Regions from separate parts of the Homo sapiens genome. Here region 2 is linked to region 1. Evidence: read pairs that join two places in POLR2A ChIA-PET (ENCODE). Cell type or tissue: MCF 10A. All regions are shown on one strand. Each heading gives the region's core, and the rest is flanking DNA. Links, peaks and the distances in the headings are about the cores only. Region 1 holds the start of RPL39 (ribosomal protein L39). Region 2 has its middle 35 kb from the start of SLC25A5-AS1.

The links. Peaks named below come from ENCODE experiments on the same cell type or tissue, not always from the same donor. Only the 100,000 strongest peaks of a DNase experiment are listed, where the experiment ranks them.
Region 2: POLR2A ChIA-PET joins it to region 1 with 10 read pairs; 6 of 35 experiments call an interaction of 5 or more read pairs at or near these places.

Annotation. Positions count from the first base shown.
Region 1 is chrX:119,785,452-119,796,510 of GRCh38, forward strand. It overlaps RPL39 (ribosomal protein L39), which reads right to left and starts at 6,179. Exons shown (of 3, transcript NM_001000.4): 1 at 6,123-6,179; 2 at 4,457-4,560; 3 at 1,053-1,281. The coding sequence starts at 6,125. The coding sequence ends at 1,233. It overlaps SNORA69 (small nucleolar RNA, H/ACA box 69), which reads right to left and starts at 2,033; the gene lies at 1,902-2,033. LOC107985694 (a long non-coding RNA gene) reads left to right here and starts at 6,265. Exons shown (of 3, transcript XR_001755949.2): 1 at 6,265-6,566; 2 at 8,125-8,285. RefSeq lists enhancers at 3,985-4,044, 5,914-6,173. In MCF 10A, for the core only: no CTCF peak of the experiment used is centred there; DNase peaks (open chromatin) are centred at 6,230 and 6,570.
Region 2 is chrX:119,498,310-119,509,368 of GRCh38, forward strand. No RefSeq gene overlaps it. Among named protein-coding and RNA genes, the nearest start is that of SLC25A5-AS1, 35 kb to the left of the region's middle. RefSeq lists an enhancer at 2,622-2,701 and a silencer at 5,157-5,451. In MCF 10A, for the core only: no CTCF peak of the experiment used is centred there; DNase peaks (open chromatin) are centred at 4,822 and 5,342.

The DNA.
Region 1 (11,059 bases), core at 1,494-9,493:
CAAGATTTCCACCATGTACATTCACTCAGCTGTAGCTCTTCAGTAAGTCAGGCAATAGCATTACCTGTTACAATGTCAACAATTAACCTAGATTTTTTTTAAACAAGTGAACTCGCTTGAATCCAGGAACAGGGGTGGGCAATCTTTTTGCATAAAGAGCAAAGTAGTAAATATTTTAGGCTTTGCAGGCCACATTATCTCTGTGCACAAGGGTGCATTTATATACATAATACGTAAGTTATGCATATGGCTGTGAAACAAGAACATTTTATATGGACAGAAATTTGTATTTCAATTTTCAGATGGCATAAAATATTCTTTCAACTATTTAAAAATGTAGGAACCATATAGTTCACAGACTGTACAAAAACAGGCAGCAGATGGCTGGACGCGGTGGCTCAGGCCTGTAATCCCAGCACTTTGGGAGGCAGAGGTGGTGGACCACCTGAGGTCAGGAGGTCCAGACCAGCCTGGCCAACATGGTGAAACCCCATCTCTACTAAAAATAAAATTCTGCGATTGCTATTTCCCTGCACTAGACGTGAATGGGGGAGTTGATTAATTGTAAAACTCATGTGAGGCCGGGCGTGGTGGCTCATGCCTGTAATCCCAACACTTTGGGGAGGCCGAGGTGGGTGGATCTCAAGGTCAGGAGTTCGAGACCAGCCTGACCAACATTGTGAAACCCCATCTCTACTAAAAATACAAAAATTAGCTGGATGTGGTGGGGGGCGCCTGTAATCCCAGCTACTCAGGAGGCTGAGGCAAGAGAATTGCTTGAACCCGGGAGGTGGAGGTTGCAGTGAGCTAAGATCGCACCACTGCACTCCAGCCTGGGCAACAGAGCCAGACTCTGTCTCAAAATAAATAAATACATTAAAAAAAAATAAAATAAAATTTACAGAATCAGTCCTTTACACTAAACACACTTCAAGCACATGGTAGCCAGAGAACATTTCTATCATTGCAGAAAGTTCTACTGGATAGTGTTGTTATTAGGTTTGGCAGGGAAGGGAGAATTCAGTAATTGACAAACCACAATACAACAGCAATTAAAAAGAAAGGCCTTACATATTTATTACTGAATCCAGCCAACCAACGTGTTCATAACAGATTCAGAGAGGAAAACACGTCGAAATCTCCAGATAGTGGTGACATTTTCAGCTTGATATGGTAACATGATCGTGACCTTCAGACAGCATAAATATGTGTGCCATCTCATGTGCAATTCCTTATAGACCCAGCTTGGTTCTTCTCCAATGTCTCCTTTTGGAGTTGTACCTACACAGAAAAAAATGTCAAGTTACAAAGGCAGTCTGACAGCAATGTAGCTGTTCCCATTCACATAACCTTTTAGGTACCACAAAATACAAAGGGTACTGCTTTTCTCTCCTCTAACAAGTTTGGAGTTCTTTCTGGAGAGTAAAAAAAATAATTCCCTATGTGTTTAAAAACTAGCCAAGTCAAGTTTTATCCTCTCAAAATAATTTGAAGGCTAGGCTCTTAACTAGGATCAGAGTAGTGGCGAAGCCCACTCTCTCCAAGTGTACTTGTACCCACTTTTGATTCAATGGACCTGGAGGTACACAGACATACTCTGAACCCCCTCATAATGGGTCACAAACATATAAAAGCTCCCGCATGATATTTTTTTTGAGACAGAGTCGCCCGCCCCCCCAACACCACCCAGCTAATTTTTGTATTTTTGTATTTTTAGTAGAGGCAGGGTTTCACCATGTTGGCCAGGCTGGTCTCGAACTGGCTGGACTTCGAGATCCACCCGCCTCGTCCTCCCAAAGAGTTGAGATTACAGGCATGAGCCACTGCACCTGGCCTCGCATGATCTTTACAATCGATCAACTCCTCCATTCACGTCTAGTGCAGGGAAACAGCAATCCCAGAATTGTCCATGTCAATCTGTCATGATTTTACCCTCATAAAGGCAAAATCAAAAATGATTAACACGGCTTTTCTTTCAGCAGGATAATGGCAGTACTTCCACAAAATGAAGCACTGTAATTGCAACCTGCTTTCAAAAACATTTTTAACGCTGGAAGATAGCTAAAACAATGAAAATCATTCCATTGGGTCAATTATCTGGGTCAAGGGTATATAATCTTACGTACAAAATACCTTCCCAATTCTAGGAGACCACAGAGTTTAATAGCAGGTTATTTATTGAACTAGGCGTTGAGTTTTACATACATTTTTCTTTTTTTGAGACAGGGTCACACTGTTGCCCAGGCTACAATGCAGCGGCCGGATCACAGCTCACTGCAGCCTGTGAATTCCTGGGCTCAAGTGATCCTCCCACTTCAGCCTGCTAAATAGTTAGGACTACAAGCACGTGCCACCAAGTCCAGCTAATTTATATTTTTGGTAGAGATGGACGGGGGTGGTCTCCCTATGTTGCCCAGGCTGGTCTCAAATTCCTGGCCTCAAGCAATCCTCCTGCGTTGGCCTCTCCCAAAGTGCTGGGATTATAAGTATGAAGCACTGTGCCTGGTTTATATATACTTCTTTCACTCTTCACAAGCAGGTCCCACCATCAGGCAGGACACAGAGAAACCCACGTTCAAGTAGATGTATCAAATAATAAAGGACAGTGTCTAGTATCCAGTAAACAAATGGTAAGCAATTAACTAGCCCATAACATTACAATGGGTGGCAATTTTCACATCTAACTAGCTAAATGAACCAAGGAAATAGGCCCTCAACTTTAGCCCTAAGAAGCCACCCCTTTAAGTCTTCTTAGCAAACCAATCCCACTAGCTTTGCCATACAAGTCGAATCAAGTTCTGGCTGGGCGCGGTGGCTCATGCCTGTAATCCCAGCATGTTGGGAGGCAGAGGCGCGTGAATCACGAGGTCAGGAGTTCAAGACCAGCCTGGCCAAGATGGTGAAACCCCGTCTCTACTAAAAATACAAAAATTAGCCAGGTGTGGTGGCAGGCACCTGTAATCCCAGCTACTTGGGAGGCTGAGCAAGAGAATCGCTTGAACTTGGGAGGCAGAGGTTGCGGTAAGCCAAGATCACACCATTGCACTCCAGCCTGGGCAATGAGAGCAAAACTCCATCTCAAAAAAAAAAAAAAGAGAAAGTGCTTTGACTAGCCTGGGCAACATGGCGAAACCCCATCTCTACAACAGGTACACAAATTAGCCAGGCATGGTGGTGAACGCCTGTAGTCCCAGCTACTCAGGAGGAGGCTGAGGTGGGAGGGTTACACCACTGCACTCAGCCTGGGTGAGAGAGCGACTGCTGAACCTTGGGCAACTCTTGCTGATTCTTGATGCTCCCTTCAAAACCTGTCTCAAGGCCCATCAGGACCAAAGAGCGATGGGCTGAAAAAGCCATGCAGGAGACTGTTTCAGGCCTAGCTTTCCCTGGAGTTAGTCTAGATGACCTTGGAGGTCCTTCATAGCAATTCTAGTAATGTTTTTCCTTTGAGATCAACTACTTCTGCAGTAGAGGACAGTTTTCCAATCTTTTCTAGTCTCTTTTTAGAAAAGAGAAACATCTAAAAGACTGGGCTAGGTGTGATGGCTCACGCCTGTAATCTCTGCACTTTGGTAGGGTGAGACAGGAGGATTGCTTGAGCTCAGGAGTTCAAGACCAGCTTGGGCAACACAGAGAGACCCCATCTCTACAAAAAATTTAAAAATTAGCCAGGTGTGGTGGCGTGTGCCTGTAGTCCCAGCTACTCAGAGAGATGAGGTGGGAGGGTCACTTGAGTCTGGTAGGTAGGGAGAGGTTGCAGGGAGATAGTGTCAACGCAGCATGTAAAACAGAACAAGATCCTGTCTCAAAAAACAAAAACAAAGGCCGGGCACAATGGCTTATGCCTGTAATCCCAGCACTTTGGGAAGCCGAGAGGGGCAGATCACTTGAGCTCAGGAGTTTGAGACCAGCCTGGCCAATATAGTGAAATACCATCTCTACTAAAAATATAAAACTTAGCTGGGCGTGGTGACGCACGCCTGTAGTCCCAGCTACTCTGAAGGCGGAGGCAAAAGAATCACTTGAACCTGGGAGGCAGAGGTTGCAGTGAGCCGAGATTGTGCCACTGCACTCCAGCCCGGGTAACAGAGCGAGACTCCGTCTCAAAACAAAAACAAAAACAAAAACAAAAACAAAAAGCCTAAAAATACTGACTGGGTCTTCCCCACCAGGATGTGTATAAGACAGCCTTCCACCTTATGACCTAGCTCAGACTGAAGATGACCAGGAAATTAATAAGTATTGGAGAATTATCTGCCCATAAGCCCAGATGTGGGCTGGATGCAGTGCAGAAACAAAGGAAGTACGTTTTTAAAAACGAATTTGAGAATGCTGTCAAAGGGTGGATTGGATTGCATGCAATTTTAATCATGTATTTATACTCAAAAAGTAACCCTGGCCAGACACAGTGGCTCTTACATTTAGCAAAATACAAGCAGTATGATGGAGGTCTTACCTGATTTTATTTCCAGTTTTCATCCGAATCCACTGGGGAATGGGACGATTTTGCTTTTGTTTCTTGGCCAGGAATCGCTTAATCCTGAAAGTCTTGTGAGAAGACTGGGAAGAAAATGCAATCAATTTAGACAATATTAGAGCCTGCCCGAATGATTCAAAGTCAAGAACTCCTTCAAACCAACATTTGAGTGCTTAACACATACCCCAGCCCCAAAATCTTCTCAATGCTAAGCCATCAAGCCAAGCAAGTCTCTGACCCTCACAACTTCTCTGGGGGCAGATACCACAGTTTCCATCGTTCAGATAAAATAAGTGGAATCCGGTTAAGAAACATGCACAAAATCAGAGCATCAATGTGCAGAACCAGGATTCAAACCCAGGTCCTTTCTGCTCCACAGCCAGAGGCTACCTTTCAATTTACCCTGTGGTCCCCCAAGGACTCAGACGACCACACTGGGAATGGCTAGGGAATCTGGCTTCCTGGGAAGAACACAGCTTTGAGTCAAACAGAACCACCTACCTACCATTTGCAAGTCAACGAATCTCAGTGCTCTACTTTGTAAAACAGGGGTACGTACTTTTCAAGTGTTATTGGGAGGGTAATTAAGACTTAGGGAAAGTCCCTGACATTCAGAAGATCTAACCTACTCACCATTTCGGTATTAATCCTAACTCTATCTCTACTGCTAAATTTCACTGGCTAAAAAAATAAACTTTTAAATTTAAAAATAAATGAAATGTCACTTTTCCAAGGATGACTGTCTCAATTTCTAGTTGCATCTTTTGGCTTTCATCTAAGGCCAACCCCAATACTCCCCCAAATCTACAGAATAATCTTGCAAAATTGGCACGGATGCAGGTTTAATGCCTGGCCAACCTGGACGAACATACCCTTGCATAATAATGGGAGCCAATACAAAGAAGGCAAAGATTACACCCCGTCCCCCATCCACAGTAGCAGTTGTAAATTTTGTCAAGTAATAAATTACTTGACAAGTAATAAAATACCAGTACTTATCGCCTCCATATCTAGAAATCAACATTTTACATTTCCCAGTAAAGAGTGACTGGTTCGCTGCTGCCATTTACTAAGAAGGCCAGAATGACACACAGGTTCGCAAAACACCCCTTGTTCTAGGCGCTTCCACGGGGTGACGCTCAAGTCTCTGAATAAACGTCCTCTAAACAAAAGTCCTGGGATCTAAAAATGCGGTTCGCTTCTCCACGCCAAGCTAAACCCTTTTCGAAAACCAGTAGCCCACAATACCCTCCTGATTACCCTCCACGTTGCGCATGCCACGGGCAGCCCACAGTCAGGCCACGATTTCGGGGGTGGCTGCCACCTCCCACCCCCCGCCTCCAGAACGAGTTCGCTACAAGCGAAGGGAAACCGGAATCCCTGCCCGACTCGGCAGCGGCCGGGCAAAGAAAGAGCCCCCTTGAATCCGCGGCCGCAGCGCAGCCCGTCCCTCTCCAGGTTGCTCGCTGGCTCACTAGCTTCCCTCCAGGCCACGAAAGACAACAGTGGCCGAACTGGATATTTTCTTGAAAAAGCCTTTAAAAGGCTCCCGCCCCTCAACGCTCCGCGCGGCCCAGGCATTTCCTGGCAGCGGCCTCGGGTTTTGGGAAGCCACCCCGGGGCCGATGGGGGCCGATGGACTTACCATGGCGAGCAGCGGAGTCAAGAACACACCACGATGGCGGAGAAAGGAAGAGGAGGGAAGCTGGCGGAAGAACGAGCTTAGAAGGCGCTTCCGATGGGCGGAGTTTAGGAGGTGACGCTATGCACCGACCGCCTCTTCTAGTGCCTTCTCTGTCTAGCGGTGCGCTCCCGTGGCGCCGTGGGAAAGCGCGCTGGTTTCTGCCAAATGCAGTTAGCTTTGCTTCGCTTCCCTAAGTGCGTTCCCCCAGGGGCCCGGCAGTGTGCTAGGGGCACCCTGCTTCGTAAGTGAGGCAGACAGCCCGTGATAAATGCCAAAGTAGAAGCCCCTCCGAAAAATTAAGGAGCCGATTGGGCGGGACTAACCCTAAGGGAGGGCAGGGGAAGCGACCGTCACCTCCGGGCGCCGGGGACTCGGAACGCCGGGTCGGAGCTCGGCAGGCGGAGAGTAAGTGCCATTTTCCCAGAGGGTTACGAGTCATTTCGGCCTGGCTGGGAGGTGTGGGAAGGGACAGTCGTGTCGGAGGAAGCCGGAGAAGTTGGAGGGGGTTGGACCACGTGGACGCTTATGTAAGCCTAGGGGTTTTCGACTAGGCGGAAGGTTGCCAATCAAAGTTTTCAACTCAGAAAGTTAGGGACAGAACCTCTTCCTTGGCTGCTAGAAGTCCAGCCTGACATTGTAGCCCGCCTTTGGCAAGATGTACAATAATTAATAACATGCGTTTGGGATGCTAGTGTTCCCCATTTTCATCCTTTTCCCCATTTAAAAGCAAAAACCTTTCCTTTTTGATGAGTAAATAAAATAAACATAAAAATAAGCTGGGCGTGGTGGCTCACGCTTGTAATCCCAGCACTTTGGGAGGCCTAGGCGGGCGGATTACTTGAAACGAGGAGTTCGAGACCAGCCTGGCCAACATGGTGAAACCCCGTCCCTACTAAAAATACAAAAAAACTAACCAGGCGTGGTGGCGGGCGCCTGTAATCTCAGCTACTGCGGGGGCTGAGACAAGAGAATCTCTTGAACCCTGAAGGCGGAGGTTGCAGCGAGCCGAGATTGCGCCACTGCACTCCAGCCTGGGCAACAAGAGCAAAACTCCATCTCAAAAAAGAAAAAGTAAATAAATAAACGCAAAAACCTCCATGTATATTTGCAGTCACCTCAAGCATTTTTACACCAACGGATTACAGCAAGGGTTTTTAACCTGGAGTCCACAAGAGTCCATGTATAGAATTCAGAGGATCCCATGAACTTGAATGGGAAAATACAACTTTATTTTCACCAAATTTAATGAAATGTAATGCTTTCTTTATTTAGGAATGTAGGCAACAGACCACAGTGGCATTAGCAGTACTCGTGACTTGGTCACTAATAGAAACCATAGATGGCTTCATGTTACATTACAGTTGATGCAGATGTCTCCATATATTATTTACACACTCCCTTTAAATTACATTAGTTATAAGTTCACAAATAGAACTATGTTAAGAAGCCCATGTATTACTATAGCACATATTTCCTTTTTTTTTTTTTCAAGACTGAGTCTCCCTTTATTGCCCAGGCTAGAGTGCAATGGCACAATCTTGGCTCACTGCAACCTCCGCCTCCCGGGTTCAAGTGATTCTCATGCCTCAGCCTCCCGAGTAGCTGGGACTACAGGCACGCACTACCACACCCAGCTAATTTTTGTATTTTTAGTAGAGACGGAGTTTCGCCATGTTGGCTAAGCCGGTCTCGAACTCCTGACCTCAAGTAATCCGCCCGCCTCGGCCTCCCAAAGTGCTGGGATTACTGGAGTGCGCTACCGTGCCCGGCCTAAAGTCACATTCTGAGGTCCTGGGGATTAGGGCTTCAACACATGAATTTTGGGGGAACATAATTTAGCTCATGACACCACCAGTCACCTTCTAAGGCCGAATTCAAATGCTGTCTCTTCCCCTTAGCTGGAAATCATCACCCCTTCAACACTGTTGTAATAGTTTATTTGTACCTTTCTTATGGCTCCTAGCACTATCTGTTCTGTTGCAATGCAAAAGGATGAAAGTAACAGTGGCTGCTGCTTATGGGGCTTGATAGTTACTATGTAGCTGCATGTATTAATTCAAGCCTCACTGTGAGCTTACCATGTTTTACCAGTGACCTTTTGAATCTTCACCAGAACACTACAAGGTAAGTATGGTTAATCATCCTCATTTTACAGAAGAGGGAACTGCAACAGGGACAGATTAAGTTGTATACCCAAGGTCACACAGCTACTATGTTGCACAGCCGGTACTCAGACTCAGGTAGTCCAGGCTTCAGAGTCTGTGCTGTCACCACTACCCTCTACTGCCTTTTCAACACAGATTTTGGGAACCTACTCTGTCTGGTTCGGGTCTTCGTGTTGGGGGTACAGAAGCAAACAAATCTGACCAAAAATCCCTGCCCTCTTGGAGTCTTGTGGCGATGGTATGGTTCTGGATTTTTTTGTGGTGGGAATTACACAAAGCTACACGTGTGATAGAATTTGCCAAGTGTGGTGACTCACGTCTGTAATCCCAGCACTTTGGGAGGCTGAGGCGGGCGGATCACCTGAGGTCAGGAGTTCGAGATCAACCTGACCAACATGGTGAAACCCCGTCCCTACTAAAAATACAAAAATTAGCCAAGTGTGGTGGCGCGCGCCTGTAATCCCAGCTACTCAGGAGGCTGAGGCAGGAGAATGGCTTGAACCCGGGAGGTGGAGGCTGCAGTGAGCCGAGATCGCGCCACTGCACTCCAGCCTGGGTGACAGAGCGAGACTCTGTCTCAAAACAAACAAAAAAAATTAGCCGGGCATGCTGGTGCGTGCCTGTAGTCCAAGCTACTCAGGAGGCTGAGACAGAGAGAATTGCTTGAACCCAGGAGGTGGAGGGTGCAGTGAGCCGAGATCACAACACTGCACCCCAGCCTGGGTGACAGAGTGAGACTCTGTCTCAAAAAACAAAAACAAAAAAACAAAAAAAACAATTCTATACAACTCCCCCCTGCCCACCCCTGCCCCAAGGGGCATATGTATAACTGGTGAAATCTGAATAAGCTCTGTGGACTGTGCCAACGTGAATTTCCTGGTTGTGATATTGTACTATAGTTATGCAAGATGCTAACACTGGGGAAAACTAGATAAAGGGTACACAGGGCCTCTCAGTCCCTTTCTTTGCAACTTCTTGCGAATCTATTGTTATTTCAAAATACAAGTCTAAAAAAACTCTGCCTTCATTGAGTTTAATTATAGTGGGGAGTTAGACAACAAATATGTAAATTACATGGCACATCAGAAGGAGGTGTCATCAAGAAAAGCAAAGCAGGGGCCAGGTGCAGTGGCTAACACCTGTAATCCCAGCATTTTGGAAGGCTGGGGAAGGAGGAATAGTTGAGACCAGGAGTTTTAGATCAGCCTGGACAACATAGTGAGACTCTCTACAAAAAATACAAAATTTAGCCACTGGATGTGGTGGCACGTGCCCGTAGCTCCAGCTACTTGGAAGGCGAGAAGGGAGGAGCGCTTGAGCCCAGGAGTTCGAGGCTGCAGTGAGCCATGATTGTGCCACTGCACTCCAGCCTGAGCAACAGAGTGAGACCCTGTCTCAAAACAAACAAAAAATTGAGGGCTGGGCGCGGTGGCTCACGCCTATAATCCCAGCACTTTGGGAGGCCGAGGCGGGTGGATCACGAGGTCAGGAGTTCGAGACCAGCCTGACCAACATGGTGAAATCTCGTCTCTACTAAAAATACAAAAAATTAGCCGGGTGTGGTGGTGGCGCCTGTAATCCCAGCTACTCGGGAGGCTGAGGCAGGAGAATCGCTTGAACCCGGGAGGTGGAGGTTGCAGTGAGTGGAGATCATGCCACTGTACTTCAGCCTGGTGACAGAGGGAGACTCCGTCTCAAAAAAAAAAAAAAAAAAATTGAGAAAGGGTGGCATGAAAGGTAGAAGGAAAACCAGCAAGAAGTGCTCTTTCTAAAAGCAGTAAGAATTAAAAGGATAATTGACATAAGCACTTAAAAGCTTATTTGCTGCTGCTTCTGGTCACCAGAAAGAAAATGCTTGCTCTTAAATAAATGAGCAATAAAAATCCAAAAAATCCAAGTTAAAAAATGTATATTTGGAAAAATGGCCGGGCGTGGTGGCTCCCACCTGTAATCCCAGCACTTTGGGAGGCTGAGGCGGGTGGATCAACTTAGATCAGGAGTTCGAGACCAGCCTGGCCAACATGGCAGAACCCTGTCTCTACTAAAAATACAAAAATTAGCCGGGAATGGTGGCACACCTGCAATCACAGCTATTCAGGAGGCTGAGGCAGGAGAATTGCTTGAACCTAGGAGGTGGAAGTTTCAGTGAGCCGAGATCGCACCATTGCACTTCAGCCTGGGCAACAGAGTGAGACCCTGTCTCAAAAAAAAAAAAAAAGTTGGAAAAAAATAATGCAGCAATAAAAAATAATACAAATATAGACAGGTGTGGCAGCATGCACCTGTAGTCCTAGCTACTTGGGAGGCTGCGGTAGGCAGATTGCTTGATCCCAGGAGTTCAAGTCCAGCCTGGGCAATGTAGTGAGACCCTATCTCTAAAAATAAATACAAATGAAAAACAATACAGTATAATAATTATTTACATAGCATTTACACTACATTAGGTATTATAAGTAAACAAGAGATGACTTAAAGTATACAGGAGGATGTGTGTAGGTTATATGCAAATATTACATAATTTTATATAAAGGACTTGGACATCAGTGGGTTTTGGTATTAAAGAGATCCTGGAACCAATCCTTCATGGATACTGAGAGACGATTATATCTGCAAAGGTGTAGATGCTAAGAACAGGTATCCAGGGCCTCCCAGAGCCAGCCTAGGAGTCTGAGCTTTATCCTGGGGACCAACAATTTGCAGACTTCTTTTTTTTTCTTTCTTTTATTTTTATTT
Region 2 (11,059 bases), core at 1,818-9,817, 290 kb before region 1:
TCTCAAAACAAAACAAAACAAAACAAAACAAAAACTAGAAAAGCAAGAACAAACCAAACCCAAAATTAGTAGAAGGAAAGAAGTAATAAAGGCCAGAGCAGAAATAAATACAATTGAGACTTAAAAAAATATACAAGATCAATGAAATGAAAAGTCAGTTTTCCACTAAAGAACTTATCCATGTAACCAAAAAACAACCTGTACCCCAGAAAACTACTGAAGTTTTTTTTAAGTTGGTTTTTGAAAAGATTTAAAGAAACAACAGGCCGGGGCGTGGTGGCTCATGCTTGTAATCCAAGCACTTTGGGAGGCCGAGGTGGGCGGATCACCTGAGGTCAGGAGCTCGAGACCAGCCTGACCCACGTGGTGAAACCCCATCTCTACTAAAAATAAAATAAAAATAAAAATTAGCCGGGCAGTAGTGGTGCGCGCCTGTAATCCCAGCTCCACTCGGGAGGCTGAGGCAGGAGAATCGCTTGAGCCCAGGAGGTGGAGGTTGCAGTGAGCCAAGATCATGCCATCTAAAAAAAATGCTGCGGGAATGTTCTTTAGAACATTTTTTTCCTCTCAAGTACAGGAGCTACTCTAGGGTCAGGTATTGCATTTAGCTTTTTTAAAAATCTGGAACAGGATATCTCTATTCTTAGGAAATATACACTGAAGTGTAGAGGTAAAGGACCATGATATATACAACTTATTCTCAAATGGTTCAGAAAAAGTGTGTGTGTTTATAGTATGCATATAAAATGTATATACATAATGTGTATATATTATGTGTATGTGTATATGTGTATATATAGTGTGTATGTATAAAATGTATATACATAATATGTGTGTGTATCTGTATGGAGAGAGAAAGAGCGAGAAAGAGAGAGAGAACCCAAATGATAAAGGAAATGAGATAAAATGTTAAAAGCAGATGAATCTGGGTAAAGATTATACAAGTGTTCCTCGTGCTCTTTTTATTTTTGCACATTTTGTAAATTTGAATTTTTTTTTATTTTTATTTTTTTGATGGAGTTTCACTCTGTTGCCCAGGCTGGAGTGCAGAGGTACAATCTTAGCTCACTGCAACCTCCGCCTCTCAGGTTCAAGTGATCCTCCTGCCGGCATCTTTTTTTTTTTTTTTTTTTTGGCATTTTTGGTAGAGACAGGGTTTTGCCATGTCAGCCAGGCTGGCCTTGAACTACTGAGCTCAGGCAATCCACCCACCTCGGCCTCCCAAAGTGCTGGGATTACAGACGTGAACCACCGCGCCCAGCCTGAAATTACTTCCAAATAAAGAGTTTTTTAAGTATAGGACAGGAGCGGTGGCTCACGCCTGTAGTCCCAGCACTTTGGGAGGCCAGGGCAGGGGGATCACAAGGTCAAGAGATCGAGACCATCCTGGCCAACATGGTGAAACCCCGTCTCTACTAAAAATGCAAAAATTAGCTGGGCATGGTGGCGCACGCCTGTAGTCCCAGCTACTCGGGAGGCTGAGGCAGGAGAATTGCATGAACCTGGGAGGCAGAGGTTGAAGTGAACTGAGATTGTGCCACTGCACTCCAGCCTGGCGATAGGGTGAGACTCTGTCCCAAAATAAATAAAAATAAATAAATAAAAATAAAATAAAAAAGTATGGCAAGACAGAGTACCAAGGATTGGGGAGGGAGTGGTGAGAAATGAAAGCAGCAGCTAGTTCTTGAAGAGACCTGCTCACCATGGTCAGAATCTGGACTTCGGGGCAGTAAAAGGTATATTCCCAAAGGAGTGAAAGGAGCCAGGCATGGTAGCTCATGCCTGTAATCCCAGCATTTTGGAAGGCCGAGGTAGGAAGATCTCTTGAGGCCAGGAGTTCAAGACCAGCCTGGGCAACATAGAGAGACCCCGTCTCTACAAAAAAAATACAAAAATTAGCCAGGTGTGGTGGCACGCACCTGTAGTCCCAGCTACTCTGGAAGCTGAGGTGAGAGGATCGATTGAGCCCAGGAAGTCAAGTTTCAGTGAGCCATGATCACGCCACTGCACTCCAGCCTGGGCAACAGAGCAAGACCCTGTCTCCAAAAAGCAAACACAGGACAAAAAACGAAAAGGGTGTAGGGGAAGGGGTTGACCTTGGAGGAAGTACCAGGATAGAGAAAAGATGGGCATTTTGCAGGCTGAGTAGAAGGATGCATGGTGGTCATCTTCTTAGCTCTGGTTATGTTTGAGCGACACATCATAGTACAGATACAAAGATGAATGAGGCACGGTGGGCTCTTCTCAAGAAGTCTGGTGGTGTCACATCCTGGAGAACTGGTTGCGGCAGTGTCCTGGAGATGTCAGAGGCGGCCACAGAAGGGCACGGGCTTCAATGTCACCTTGCAGGACTGGAGAGGGGTTGGTGCAAGCTATATCTTATAGGGGGCTGTCTCTCCAGCTGGCCTAGAGGATGGGGGTTAAGAAGAGACTTGAGTTTTGTAAGAGAAAAAGCCTCCCTCAGACTCTGAAGACGATCAGGATCCGCCCACCCAGAGGAAGAAATGCGTGGCTCTGTCAACTTTTCAGGTCATAGGTCTTGAGTGGGAGAATGGGAGCCCTTTTTCAACCCCACCCCCAAATTTCCTCTTGCCAGTTTCTTTCTCCCTCCTGGAAGGAAGCCTGGACACCACATTCTGGGAGATCATAACTCTCCCCCTGAGAGCTATTTGCTGGCTCTCCCCACAGAAAGACCTTGGGAGGGAAGCACAGTCACCTGTCATGGCAGGAGCTGGCAAGCTGAGACCTCTCCCTTCCACTGGCCCTGCCTTCTTCAGGGCCAGGCTTCCTCATGGGCTGTCCCTTCAGAACCCAGCCCACACCTTTTCAGGAAGCCACTCCCCACAAATCCCCTCTGGTCCTATGGACATGCGCATTACCCTTCTCTGGGCCTTCCCCTGACTTCCTCATTGGTGTCAATTTTTTTTTTTTTTTTTGAGACGGAGTGTTGCTCTTGTTGCCCAGCCTGGAGTGCAGTGGCGCGATCTCGGCTCACTGCAACCTCCACTTCCCAGGTTCAAGCAATTCTCCTGCCTCAGCCTCCTGAGTAGCTGGGATTACAGGCATGTGCCACAATGCCCAGCTAATTTTGTATTTTTAGTAGAGATGGGGTTTCACCATGTTGGTCAGACTGGTCTCAAACTCCTGACCTCAGGTATTCCGCCCGCTTTGGCCTCCCAAAGTGCTGGGATTACAGGCATGAGCCACCGCGCCCAGCCTCAAAACTTTCTTCTCAGTTCACATTCCTTCCTTTCTGCCAATGCCAGTAGGGTGAATCAGATAACCTAGAGTGGTGAGCTAGCTAATATGGCAGTGCTGTCCCCAGAAACTACTGGAATAAGGGGGAACATCAGGCACCTACAACCTGGAGAGAAAGACTTGTCAGGCAGGTCTGCTTCCTGCTGCCTTGGGCACTTCCTTCGGGACTGGTTTGTTGAGAGGGTTGAGAATGGATTGGAGGGGGGGGTGGGGATAGTGGGGGAACTAGAGGCAGGAAAGCTCATCAGGAGGCCTTGCTGCACTTCCACATAGATGGGGGCCTGACCTGAAGTAGTGACCGTGCATGGAGAGCGAGGTTGTTGAAGTGAAAACGTGAAGGCTAGAACAGGCCTGACTTGATGACTAGGCCTATGGGAGTGTGAGACGAGGGTGTGCCCAGATTTCCTGCTTGGCCAGGTAGGTGAGTGGCAGTGCCACTTATTGAGAAAGGGATCATCAGGCAGGACAAACTGTGAGTTTGAGGGGGAAGGAAAGGATGACAAGTTGTGTTGGGTAGATTCAATTTGAGTTGCCTATAGGATGTGTAAGTGGGGCTGTCCAGGAGGCACTTGGATGGGAGTGTGTGTGTTTCGAGCACAGAAGCAAAGTCTAGTCTGGAAACAAGAGTATTAATTTTCTCTCTCTCACTGTTTCTCTCTCCTTCACACACACACACACGTGTGCGCGCGCACACACACACACACGTGCAAACACCAGAACTTTCAAAGCTAGGTGCACTCACAGGGTCATTAAGCCCAGGACATGTTGACAAGGGTGTGGAGGTGTCATCCTCGGGGACATGCAGGGAGGGTTCCTGGACAGTGATTTTTACATCGCCTCCTTAATTGTCCATAACCATAACCATGATCCATAGCCATAAGGACAATAGGAATTGTGGTCCCCCAGAGATTTTTTTCCTACTGAAACTCCATAGTCACACCTCTTTGCAGACTTTATGGCAGGCCTTCCCTTTTTTCCAAACCCCTGTGAATAGTGTCAGACAGCATCTGCGGGAGGATGTGTGTGAATGCTGGGATGCAGGGGGCATGGCAGGGAGTGGAGCACTTGTAATTCTGTTGATGTTGGAGCCCTCCCCTTTCAGAGTGCATTGAGTCCTTAGTGTGTGCCCCCTCGCCCCGATCAATTCCCAATCCCTGTGTTGCAGAGAGGGCAGCACCACCTTCTCAGCCGCACAGGATATTCTCAGGCTGATGCCAAGAGCAAATCACTCCCAGCCAGCACACTTCTGCCAGCCTTGGTAGGCACAGCGTGTAGCAGTGCGCATGTGGGTGGGGACAGAGGTGACTTTTCTCATAGACTGGGAGAAAAAAAAAGGCATCTGAACTTCCTGGTTACAGAACATCCGGCTAGTAGAAACCTTTGTGTGTTTGTACGTGTCGGGCAGGGGGGGATTAGTGAGGTTCCCCTCCCCTCTAGTGTTAGCAATAATGAAGGACACTCTTTGTACAAGACGTCAAGATGAGAGCTTCCACACAGGACTCCACACTGTGCTTCTGTTTCACCAGGAAGAAATCTTGAATGTCAGCCAGGCTTGTACTCATCAATTCATTCAGCCAGTCTCTGAGGGCTGGTCCTTCTACTGAGTGCTGGCTAGGGTGGGGCTGAGGACTGTGCCCCTGGAGAGCTGCCAGCCTAGGTGCAAACACAGAACCTTCATTCATGCAGTGACATCACAGCAGCCCATCACAACACTGCCCCAACTGCATCAGAGCAGTTGCACCTGATAGGTTTCCCAGGGGTTACCTGAGGAGCAAAGCCAAGTGCGTGTGGCCCAAAGTAGACAGCATATAGGGCCTGCACGCTGAGGACTGCCCCAAATGCTGGCCCAGCTTTTTCCACCAGGGAGGGTCAGATTCCAAAGCCGACAGCCACTCAGCACGAGGCCCAGACCCAAATTCCACTGCCAGCCACTTCTACTGCTGAAAAGGAAATAGGGCCGAAAATGTAGACTTCAAGGGCAAACACTGGATCACCCTTGGGAGTAGCTTCCAGAGCTCTGAGTAACATCCTGGAGGCAGAAGAGAAATGTTTGCCCTGCCCCCCAGCCCACAGTCTCCAGCATCACCAGCCTTTCTGGAAAGCCTTCCGAAGTCAATTTCAGCCCAGCCAGGAGCAGGGCCAAGTTGACAGAGGGCTGAGCCAGAGCTCCCCTGCACTCACACCTTGATCTTTCTCTTCCTCTTAGACTTGAGTGCTTGCCAGGTGTGCATTCCAGAGTCAATGCAAGTGTCCCTGGCTCTCTTCCACCCCTTCCCAGGCAAAAAGAGGCCACCCACCCATGGAAAAGCCACTGTTGTCAATCTGTCGCCAGAACTCTCGCTCAAGGTGGCAGTGAGGCTTTGGTGCCAGCTAGGGTTTGCTTTGGAATCCAGGAGCTCCCATCAAAGGCGGTGGGCTATGGGGTCCTGAATGAATGGCAAAGGGGCATGGGAGTAGGGATGAGGGTCATTCAGGACTTGGAAATATAGTTGGCCCCGGGTATGTGCTGGAGCTGGCTCCCTCTGGCCCATGAGAGCCAGATGCTATATTTTCAGAAGTTTTGTGAGTCAGTCATTAAGCATAGCACTTATTTTAAAATATATAAAATTACAATTAAATAAATTATATTAAAAACTAAGGTAATCAATGTCCCAAAACTCATCATCTCCTAATCATTTTACTTTTTTTTTTTTTTTTTGAGATGGAGTTTCGCTCTTGTTGCCAGGCTGAAGTGCAATGGCACGATCTCAGCTCACCGCAACCTCTGCCTCCCGGGTTCAAGCGATTCTCCTGCCTTAGCTTTCCAAGTAGCTGGGATTACAGGCATGTGCCACCACGCCCGGCTAATTTTTTGTAGTTTTAGTAGAGACGGGGTTTCTCCATGTTGGTCTGGCTGATCTCGAACTCCCAACCTCAGGTGATCCACCCGCCTCGGCCTCCCAAAGTGCTGAGATTACAGGCGTGAGCCACCGCACCCGGCCTTCATTTTACTATTACCTGTGCTCTTCAGATGATTTATGTCTACAGTATCTGTAGAGTTGAAATACTGTATAATAGTGTGCAATTGTGTCTCTTCCCAACATCACATTGAAGTTAACTGCTTGAAATCAGCCACAGTGGGAACACTTACAACTCAGAAATCAGCAAATGCTATAAATCAGGCTTGATCTATTCTTTTGTTGTCTATCTAGAGGAAAGAAAGCAATAGAAACAATGTTAATAATGCAGATAAAACTCAAAGGTGTGCCATATCTATAGCTGTTAGATTGTGAATAATACCAAAAAATGAGAAAATAGTCTTCCAGAGTTTGAAAACCACTAACCTATTCAGCAAGGAAATCAGCCAGGCACGGTGTCTCACACCTGTAATCCCAGCACTTTGGGAGGCTGAGGCTGGCAGATCACTTGAGGCCAGGAGTTCAAGACCAGTCTGGCCAACATGGCCAAACCCTGTCTCTACTAAAAATACAAAAATTAGCCAGGCGTGGTGCTGTGCGCCTGTAATCCCAGCTACTCAGGACGCTGAGGCACGAGAATCACCTGAACCCGGGAGGCAGAGGTTGCAGTGAGCCAAGATCACACTCCTGCACTCCAGCCTGGGCAAACAGAGTGAGACTCCATTTAAAAAAAAAAAAAAAAAAAGAAATCACTCACATTGTGGACAAATGAATGCAGTTCTGACATCATTGTTTCTCACTTAAATGAAAATATCAACCAACATGCACGTCAGAACTACATTTGTTCGGCCGGGCGTGGCGGCTCATGCTTGTAATCCCAGCATTTTGGGAGGCCGAGGCGGGTGGATTATTTGAGGTCAGGAGTTCGAGACTGGGCTGGCCAACATGGTGAAACTTTGTCTCTACTAAACATACAAAAAATTAGCTGGGCATGGTGGTGCACCCCTGTAATCCCAGCTACTCGGGAGGCTGAGGCACGAGAATTGCTTGAACCTGGGAGGCAGAGGTTGCAGTGAGCTGAGATCATGCTACTGCACTCCAGCCTGGGCGACAGAGTGAGACTCTGTCTCAAAATAATAGTAAAGTTCTAGGTAACAGTAGATTAAATGTTTATTTAATCCATTCATCCAACTAATATTTATTGAGCATCTACTATGTTTACTGAGTGTTGATTAGGTGCCGACCTGTAATATCAGCTACTCGGGAGGCTGAGGCAGGAGAATTACTTGAACCCAGGAGGCGGAGGTTGCAGTGAGCCGAGATCGTGCCACTGCACTCCAGCCTGGGCAACAAGAGCAAAACTCTGTCTCAAAAAAAAAAAAAAAAAAAAGAACTACATTTGTTCATCAAGTGCAACCACAGATATAAGAGTTGGGCAACAATCGATGAAAGCATTCTGTGAGAATCACTTGGCTATATTGAATTTACAATAAATAATATTGTATATTTTATTGTTATGGCTAATTCGTGTACTATATATCCTTTACATAAGTAAAATTTATAATTAATTAGCTTATGTACATAAACACACAAAAACATACACATACCTTACCCCACCCCGAGAGCTGGTCGTTAAACATTTACAAACTCACCACTGGTTAAGCCCAAGGTTCACAACTACTTTGGCACCAGAAACACAAGGTTCAAAGGTCCCAGAGGTACTCCAACCCTGACCAGAACATGATGGAGGACAGACAACGTGGCTAGAAAACATCTATGTGTTAAAAAAGCAAAGCAAACAAAAACTTTTTTTTTGCTCTCACTAGGCCATAAACTCCATGAAGGTAGGAACTTCATCTCTGCCATTCATAGTGGTATCTTTGGCACCTAGTCAGCTCAATCATTTTTTTTTTTTTTTGGTGTGTTTTGCTTTGTTTTGTTTGAGATGGAGTCTCCCTCTGTTGCCCAGGCTGGAGTACAGTGGCCTCATCTCAGCTCACCACAACCTCTGCCTCCCGGGGTTGAAGCGATTCTCCTGCCTCAGCCTCCCGAGTAGCTGGGGTTACAGGCATGCGCCACCATGCCCAGCTAATTTTTGTATTTTTTAGTAGAGACGGGTTTCACTATGTTGGCCAGGCTGGTCTCGAACTCCTGACCTCGTGATCCACCTGCCTTGGCCTCCCAAAGTGCTGGGATTACAGGCGTGAGACACCACACCCAGCCAAAAGCCCATTACTGTTTTTTTTTTTTTTTTTTTTTGAAACAGAGTCTCACTCTGTTGCCCAGGCTGGAGTGCAGTGACGCGATCCTGGCTCACTGCAACCTCCGCCTCCCAGGTTCAATCCATTCTCCTGCCTCAGCCTCCTGAGTAACTGGGATTACAGGCGTGCACCACCACGCCAAGCTAATTTTTTTTTGTATTTTTGGTAGAGACGGGGTTTCGCCATGTTGGCCAGGCTGGTCTCCAACTCCTGGGCTCACGTGATCCACCCACCTCGGCCTCCCAAAGTGCTGGGATTACAGGCGTGAGCCACCATGCCGGGACAGTTTTTGTTTTTGTTTTTGAGACAGACTCCCACTCTGTCACCCAGGCTGGAGTGCAGTGGTGCGATCTCAGCTCACTGCAACCTCTGCCTCCCAGGCTCCAACGATCCTCCCGCCTCAGCCTCCTGAGTAGCTGGGACTACAGGTGCTCACCACCACACCTGGCTAATTTTTGTATTTTTGGTAGAGACGGGGTTTCACCATGTTGGCCAGGCTAGTCTCAAACTCCTGACCTCAAGTGATCCACCCACCTCAGCCTCCTGAAGTACTGGGATTACAGGCGTGAGCCACCGCACTCGGCCTCAATCAGTTTTTCTAGAAAAAAATGAATGGCTCTTCTATGTCAGCTAACTTTGGTTTGACTTCTAACATCACCCGGGGATGGCCTTGAGTGGAGAGCCAGGCCTGCATTCCTCAGTCTAGAAATGGCCCTCTCCACGGGTTCCTTGCTTCCCTCTCAGTCCAGCTCGGCAAGGACTCTAGTTCCAGCATGCTTCCTTGATGCCTGCCAGGAAGAGCAACTGCTTTACTTCCTGAACACTGGCATTGAATTAAAACCTAGCTGGTTCCCCAGAAGGTGGCCCAGGCTAGCTAGATGCCTCTGCCCCTTGTTCCTGGATCTGACAAACCAAACCACTTTGGTCTAGCTGCCAACTGTGGCTGTGTGGACAGAATTAAAAGAGGTCATGGGAGGATGTAAGGAGAGTTAAAGCAATGAGGGAAGTCTAGAAAAATAAATCCAAAATGGGAAGTCATTTGCTTTGGGAAAAAAAGCATAGACCTGTCTCCCTGACTAGAAACCTAGGAGGCTTTCCAGTTCTATCAACCACTTAGTAGCTGTAGACCTCGGACAAGTCGCTTTAACTTTCTGATCCTCAATCTGCTTACGTAGAAAAAGACATAAAAAAGGCTATTCCAGAAAATCTCAGTTCCCTCACCCTCCAGTTTTGCTGGTCTTGAGGGCAACTGCTAACAGACTCCTGGAAGGAATCCTTTTTTTTTTTTTTTTTTTTTTTCTGAGTCAGAGTCTCACTATGTTCCCCAGGCCAGAGTGCAGTGGCACAATCTCAGCTCACTGCAACCTCCACCTCCCAGGTTCAAGCGATTCTCATGCCTCAGCCTCCAGAGTAGCTGCGACTACAGGCGTGTGCCATCACGCCCGGCTAATTCTTGTATTTTTAGTAGAGACGGAGTTTCACCTTGTTGGCCAGGCTGGTCTCCAACTCCTGGGCTCACGTGATCCGCCTGCCTCAGCCTTCCAAAGTGTTGGGATTTACAGGCGTGAGCCACCACACCCGGCCGGGAATTCTTACATACCAGAAGAAGGGCATTATTTCTTCTGGTATATATACTTTCTTTGGGAAAGGTGTGTTTTGTGGCAAGTGGGGAAGGGGTTGTTTGTTGATTGGTTTATTTTTTAGAGATGGGATCTCACTATGTCACCCAGGTTGACCTCGAACTTCTGGGCTCAAATAATCCTCCGCCCTCAGCCTCCTGAGTATCTAGGACTATAGGCATGCACCACCACACCTAGCTTGGACAGGTGTGTTTTTATTTTCTTTTTTTTTCACCTTTTTTATTGTTTTAATTTTTTTTATTTCAATGGCTTTTGGCGTACAAGTGGTTTTTGGTTACATGGATGGATTATATAGTGGTGAATTCTGAGATTTTAGTGCACCCATCACCCAAGTAGTATACATTGTATCCATTTTACAGTTTTTTATCCTTCACCCACTCCCACCCTCCCCTTTCTGAGTCTCTAGTGTCCATCATACCACTCCACATGCCTTTGTGTACTGATAGCTTAGCTCTCACTTCTGAGTGAGAACATACAGTATTTGGTTTTCCATTCCTGAGTTACTTCACTTAGAATAACAGCCTCCAGCTCCATCCAAGTTGCCGAAAAAGACATTATTTCATTCTTTTTCTTTTTCTTTTTTTTTCTTTTTTTGTTTGGAGATGGAGTTTTGCTCTTGTCACCCAGGTTGGAGTGCAATGGCTCGATCTCAGCTCACTGCAACCTCCGCCTCCCGGGTTCAAGTGATTCTCCTGTGTCAGCCTCCCAAGTAGCTGGGATTACAGGTGCTTGCCACCACGCCTGGCTAATTTTTGTATCATTAGTAGAGATGGGGTTTCACCACGTTGGCCAGGCTGGTCTTGTATTCCTGACCTCAGGTGATCCGCACACCTCAGCCTCAGGAGAATCGCTTGAACCCGGGAGGCAGAGGTTGCAGTGAGCCGAGATCATGCCACTGCACTCCAGCCTGGAGGGCAAGAGCAAAACTCTGTCTCAATAATAATAATAATAATAATGGCCATTCTGGCTGGGGTAAGGTGGTATCTCATTATGGTTTTAATTT